Regions from separate parts of the Homo sapiens genome. Here region 2 is linked to region 1. The links are chromatin contacts, found by Hi-C or POLR2A ChIA-PET in ENCODE. All regions are on one chromosome and are shown on one strand. The core of a region is the stretch at or near the end of the contact, and the rest is flanking DNA. Distances in the headings are between cores, read along the strand shown.

Evidence for each region. Hi-C counts contacts between places; a loop is a spot of excess contacts on that map. ChIA-PET counts read pairs that join two places held with the same protein, here RNA polymerase II (POLR2A).
Region 2: a map of ovary shows a loop between it and region 1 (2.2-fold over the local background). The contact joins two enhancer-like sites. A Hi-C loop is called at or near these places in 3 of 168 maps with a recorded cell type or tissue (adrenal gland, aorta and ovary). POLR2A ChIA-PET finds 5 or more read pairs at or near these places in 8 of 52 experiments (BJ, CD8-positive, alpha-beta memory T cell, GM10248 and 5 more).

The regions. Positions count from the first base shown.
Region 1 is chr10:21,554,076-21,557,235 of GRCh38, reverse strand. The region is part of intron 3 of MLLT10 (MLLT10 histone lysine methyltransferase DOT1L cofactor); the gene reads right to left. Among named protein-coding and RNA genes, the nearest start is that of MLLT10, 21 kb to the right of the region's middle. RefSeq lists an enhancer at 1,165-1,747. Within about 2 kb of position 1,700, at least 3 of the 41 ENCODE cell types and tissues checked have a DNase peak (open chromatin) inside an H3K27ac peak, as active enhancers do.
Region 2 is chr10:21,709,156-21,712,315 of GRCh38, reverse strand. The region is part of intron 13 of MLLT10 (MLLT10 histone lysine methyltransferase DOT1L cofactor); the gene reads right to left. Among named protein-coding and RNA genes, the nearest start is that of MLLT10, 180 kb to the right of the region's middle. RefSeq lists enhancers at 771-1,271, 1,241-1,340. Within about 2 kb of position 1,420, at least 2 of the 41 ENCODE cell types and tissues checked have a DNase peak (open chromatin) inside an H3K27ac peak, as active enhancers do.

The DNA of each region.
Region 1 (3,160 bases), core at 451-2,950:
TATAACTCAATCATTAAGCACAAGGGGAAAAATAACAACACAGTAGGCATTTGAAGAAGTGAATCAACTAGTTTTATTTTTTCAGGAAGTTTAACAGCGAAGAGGAAAAGACAAAAGGGCAAAAATGTAAATGGAAAGCAGAATTCATGAGATGATTCAAAAATGTTTGTGAGTTGAGTGGGAAAAAATCAAGTAAACAGGATAGACTGAAGACTAGTACTTGGTAAAACAAAACCCTGTAAGAAATATAAAAGACCACATCAGAAACACAAGTAGTTAATTCCACTTAAACACTACCACCTCTCCTTCTTGAAACGCCAAATGACAACTGAGATAAATGGCATAAAGCCATAAATATAAAAAAGAATATCCCTGGAAACTAGAAAGGACATATGACAAGTGGTAAATGACTGAGGACCGAAGAAAGCTGCTGTAGTAAGACAAGCCCAAAAGCAATGCATCAGAGCACCAGAAACTGGAGGAACGTTAGACACCAGGCATCGGGGGTGGGGAGATGCACATGCGCAGTGATGTTCTATGTATCCAGGAGTGACGTTTTCAGATGAGGCTAACCAACAGGAATTGCATACCATCTGAAAAGCAATCAAAACAATCCCTTATTCACTACATACTAACGCGTAACTGGCTCTCACCTGCCCTAGAAAACTGCAAAGCTTAATTTCCTAGAGAGGGTAAATGGAAGAAATCTACACTCAGAGACACCAGGAGCAGCTGAAGAAAAACAAGAATCATAAAAGTGTAATTCTAAATCCTCAAATTCCAACATCCATCTGGCTAAAGGAATATTGGTAACCAGGTTTGTCAACCCCAAACAGGTGATCATGATCAGATATATTTCTCTCTTACTAAGCTAAGAACCCCGCTAGATCACTTATGATGAAGTCTATCACTCAATAATGTCTGCTCACACAAAACTTCCAATCCACTCATTAAGAATTTGTCTTAAATTTGAGGCTGGGCACGGTGGCTCACACCTGTAATCCCAGCACTTTGGGAGGCCGAGGAGGGCGGACCACCCTGAGACCAGCCTGGCCAACATGGCGAAACCCCGTCTCTACTAAAAATACAAAAATTAGCCAGGTGTGGTGGCGCATGCCTGTAGTCCCAGCTACTCAGGAGGCGGAGGCAGGAGAATTGCCTGAACCCGGGAGGCGAAGGTTGCAGTGAGCCGAGATCGCACCATTGCACTCTGGCCTAGGCAACAGAGCGAGACTCCGTGTCCAAAAAAAAAAAGGGCCGTGCACAGTGGCTCACACCACTTGAAAAAGTGCTGTAATCCCAGCACTTTTGGAGACGGAGGCAGGTGGATCACCTGAGGTCGGGAGTTCGAGACCAGCCTGACCAACATGAAGAAACCCTGTTCCTACTAAAAATACAAAATTAGCTGGGCATCGTGGTGCATGCCTATAAACCCAGCTACTCAGGAGGCTGAGGCAGAAGAACCACTTGAACCCGGGAGGCAGAGGTTGTGGCGACCCAAGATCACACCAGCCTGGGCAACAAGAGTGAAACTCCCTCTCAAAAAAAAAAAAAAAAAAATTGTCTTACATTTGAATCAAGGCTGAGAATCACCAGATTTTTACATAAAGTCACTAACACGAAAGACAGGCCAAAACAGTACAAAAGAAGAGTTCAAGGAGCAGAAGAAAGTTTCGTAACTGAAACAAAACAAAAACCTCCAATTAAAGTATCAGCCAGGCATTGTGACTCACGCCTGTAATCCCAGCACTTTGGGAGGTGGAGGAGGGTGGATCACCTGAGGTCAGGAGTCTGAGACCAGCATGGCCAACATGGCAAAACCCAGTCTCTACTAAAAATACAAAAATTAGCCAGGCGTGGTGGCAGGCGCCTGTAATCCCAGCTACTGAGGAGGCTGAGAAGGGAGAATTGCTTGAATCCAGGAGGTGGGGACTGCAGTGAGCCAAGATCACACCACTGCACCGCAGCCTGGGTGACAGGCAAGACTCTGTCTCAAAAAAATAAAATTAAATTAAATTTAAATTAAAATAAATTGTATCCAAGAAACTTGAACAGAAGATTACAAAAATAAGGAGCAGCTGAGAGCATAAAGAGTCCTTAGAAATTAAAAAGTATGGCCGGGCACAGTGGCTCACGCCTGTAATCCCAGCACTTCGGGAGGCCAAGGCGGGTGGATCACCTGAGGTCAGGAGTTCGAGACCAGCCTGACCAACATGGTGAAACCCCGTCTCTACCTAAAATAGAAAATTAGCTGGGCATGGTGGCGTGCGCCTGTCATCCCAGGTACTCGGGAGGCTGAGGCCTGAGAATTGCTTGAACCCGGGTGGTAGGGGTTGCAGTGAGCCAAGATCGCACCAATGCACTCCAGCCTGGGAAACACGGCAAAACTCTGTCTAAAAAAAAAAAAGAAAGAAAGAAAGAAAAACAAACAAAGGAAGAAATTAGTATAACCATCTTGAAAAATTAAAGTGAAGGGGCCGGGCCCGGTGGCTCAGAGCCTGTAGTCCCAGCACTTTGGGAGGCCGAGGCGGGCAGATCACGAGGTCAGGAGATCGAGACCATCTTGGCCAACATGGTGAAACCTCATCTCTACCAAAATACAAAAAAAAAAAAAATTAGCCGGGCGTGGTGGTGCGTGTCTGTAATCCCAGCTACCTGGTAGGCTGAGGCAGGGGAATCACTTGAACCCGGAAGGCGGAGGTTGCAGTGAGCTGAGCTCACATCACTGCACTCTAGCCTGGGGTCAGAGCAAGACTCCATCTCAAAAAAAAAAAAAAAAATTTAAGTGAAGGAGGGCCAGGAGTAGTGGCACGCCCATAATCCCAACTCTATGGAAGGCTGAGAGAATCACTTTCAAGGTCAGCGTGGGCTACAATATCAAGATGCTGTCTCAAACAAACAAAAAAATTTTTAAGTGAAGAGTTGGAAGAGAAAGTGAGGAATCACCTCAGAAAATAGAGTAAAAAGAGTTAAAGAACTGAAACAGAAAATACAAAAATTATAGGATCAGATTAGAAAGTCTAACATCCAAAATTTTTTTTAAATACAGAAAAGGCAAACAAAGCAGAACTGAGGAAATTATCAAAGAAATAATTCAAAAACTTTCTCCCTGACCTAAACTCACATTCCAAAACAGGAGCTAACAAATCAAAAGGACCAC
Region 2 (3,160 bases), core at 171-2,670, 160 kb before region 1:
CTTGAGCCTGGAAGTTCAAGGTTGTAGTGAACCATGCCGTGATTGTATCACTGCACTCCAGCCTTGGCAATAAAGCAAGACTCTGTCTTTAAAAATAAATAAATAAATAAATGAAGTTATTGACTTATATAATAAATTAAAGCACCTAGAATCTTATTCAAACAGGGAAAACAAAACAACTGGGACATTTTAAAAAGCCTTACAGCTATAATTAAGGCGTCGGGATCTTTTTTATATCTACAATTTCTCCAGAAAAATGATATATTTAGCCAATGCATTCATTCTGCAAACATCACTGAACTCATTATTTGCCAGGCATTATTCTAAGCCCTGGAGATAAAAAGCCATTCAAGATAGGTAGTCTTTGCCTTCAAGAAGTTGCGTAGAAAAAAGGCATTACAAACAGTTGTGGAGAGCACTATGACAGAGACATCCTCAGGAGGCTAGGAGCACAGAAAAAGAGGTATCTAATTCAGACCTGGAGTGAGAAAAGTGGTGAGCCAAAAAACTTACTGGAAGAGATGTTGTTGCTTTTCAAGCTAATTTCTTTTCTATCTTTTGTTTGTTTGTTTTCTGAGACAGAGTCTCTCTCACCTATGCTGGAGTGCCGTGGTGCAATCATAGCTCACTGCAGCCTTGACCTCCTGGGCCAAGCGACCCTCCTGCCTCAGCCTCCCAAGTAGCTGGGACCACAGGCGAATGCCACCACACCTGGCTTTTTTTTTTTTTTTTTGCGTTGGTTGTGGGGTCGGTGGGTTAAGAGATGGGGTCTCACTATGCTGACAGGCTGATTTCAAACTCCTGAGCTCAAGTGGTCCTCCCACCTCAACCTCCCAAAGTGCTGGCATCACACGCATGAGCCACCATGCCCAGCCTCAAGCTAGTTTCTTTTTTGAGGTGAAGTCTTGCTCTGTTGCCCAGGCTGGAGTGCAGTGGTGCAATCTCGGCTCGCTGTAACCTCTACCCGCGGGTTCAAGTGATTCTCCTGCCTCAGCCTCCCTAGTAGCTGGGATTACAGGCACGTGCCATCACACTCAGCTAATTTTTGTATTTTTACTAGAGATGGGGTTTCACCATGTCGGCCAGGCTGGTCTCAAACTCCTGACCTCAGGTGATCTGCCCGTCTCGGCCTCCCAAAGTGCTGGGATTACAGGTTTGAGCCACCACATCTGGCCTCTCAAGCTAATTTCTAAAGGGGCTGCAGTACAGAGGTGAAGGACGGTTTGAGGAAGAAACATGCAGTAGAGCAGGATAAATTCTAAGGACTTGGTGACTAATTAGACCTGAAAATTCTATTAGACCAATAGAACCTGGTGACTAATTAGACCTGAAAAATAAAAACAAGGGTAGAGTCACCAATGACTCTTAAGCATAAGTAAGTACATGTAGTGATACCATTCACTGAAACAGGAACAGCAACTGAAAGCAGTGTTTGGTTACTGTACGGAAGTAACTGTGCTAGTATAAGAACTCAATGAGGTAAATATTACTCCCATTTCACATATGAGCAAACAGAACTTTAAAGAAATAAAGTAACTTTTTTGGTGAGCTAGTAGGTGGTGAAATAATGATTCAAACTCACAGGTATCCTATAAATGAAATCACTTCCTAATACAAATTAAGAGGTTCAGGGTCATGGTCTTTGAGATGCCTGTGGGACACAGAACTCCTACATATAGAACACAATGGGATAAGCCTAAAACCCAGCAGGAAATTCAGATCTGAAGACATAAATCTAGGAGTGAGAAGCATGGTAAGTTACAGTAAGTAAACCTGCAAACTAAAAATACTTACTATTGGTCTGCACTATGGTTGAAATTTTAACCAGTTGCTCATAATTATTATAGAAATAAGAAATTTCCCATTAAGAACTCTAGATGCCTAATATCTCTTGAAAAACTGAAGATTTGCCAACACTGGATACTATATTATAAAAGAGCAACAATCTGACCAGAGCTCTGAACAGGGCATAGAGACTTTAATCCATCAGCATCTCCATCATCCCTTACCATGTCACTCATTTATGTTACCTATGTGGCCCCATAAGTATTTTACTTACAACTCTTGATATGAACACAATGGTCAAGGCCAAGGAACAAAAATGGAATCACCCAGGGAAAGTTCTCAGCATGATCAAGAGAAGAGAACCAAAGACAGAACCCTAAATAACATTACCATTTAAAGGGTAAACAAACAAAAATAGATCACAAAGGGCAAACTTAGAAAACTAAGATAGAGAATCTTATAAACTGCTCTAAGAATTTCAAAGGAATGGCCTGGTGCAAGTGGCTCATGCTTGTAATCCCAGCACTTTGGGAGGCCAAGGTGGGCAGATCTCTTTGAGCCCAGGACCAGCCTGGGCAACATGGTGAAATCCTATCTCTACCAAAAATGCAAAATTAGCTGGGTGTGGTGTCAAGCATGGTGGTGTGTGCCTGTAGTCCCAGCTACTTGGGAGGCTGAGGTGGGAGAACTGCTTGAGCCTGGGAGGTTGAGATTGAGCCGAGATTGTGCCACTGCACTCCAGCCTCAGTGACAGAACAAGACCGTCTCCAAAAAAGAAAAAGAAAGGAAAGGAAGAAAAAGAAACAAGTTTGGCTAAGAGGGCCAGAAAAGAGACAGCATGTTAATGCAGTGATTATTTATAAACTTTATATTCCAAATAATACATAGCAGAGAAAAAGATATGCATTTTTAAAGGTTGCTACTCCATAGATAATTCAACAAATATTGAGTTTCTACTGAATTCAGTGTTTTCAGAGTATCTTAGAAAATAAAATACTGCAGCCAGATGCGGTGGCTCACATCTGTAATCCCAGCACTTCGGAAGGCCGAGGCAGGTGGATCACCTGAGGTCAGGAGTTTGAGACCAGCCTGGCCAACATGGCGAAACCCATCTCTACTAAAAATACAAAACTTAGCCAGGCATGGCGGCGCATGCCTGTAGTCCCAGTTACTCGAGAGGCTGAGGCAGGAGAATCACTTGAGAGGCGGAGGTTGCAATAAGCCAAGATCACACCACTGCACTCCAGCCTGGGCGACAGAGCAAGACTCCATCTCAAAAAAAGGAAAAAAAAAAAAAAAAGCAGATAAAATGCTGATTAGTTATTTTGGGGGTGAAAAGTGTACTACACAGGGAGTCTCCAATTTCTAAAATTAG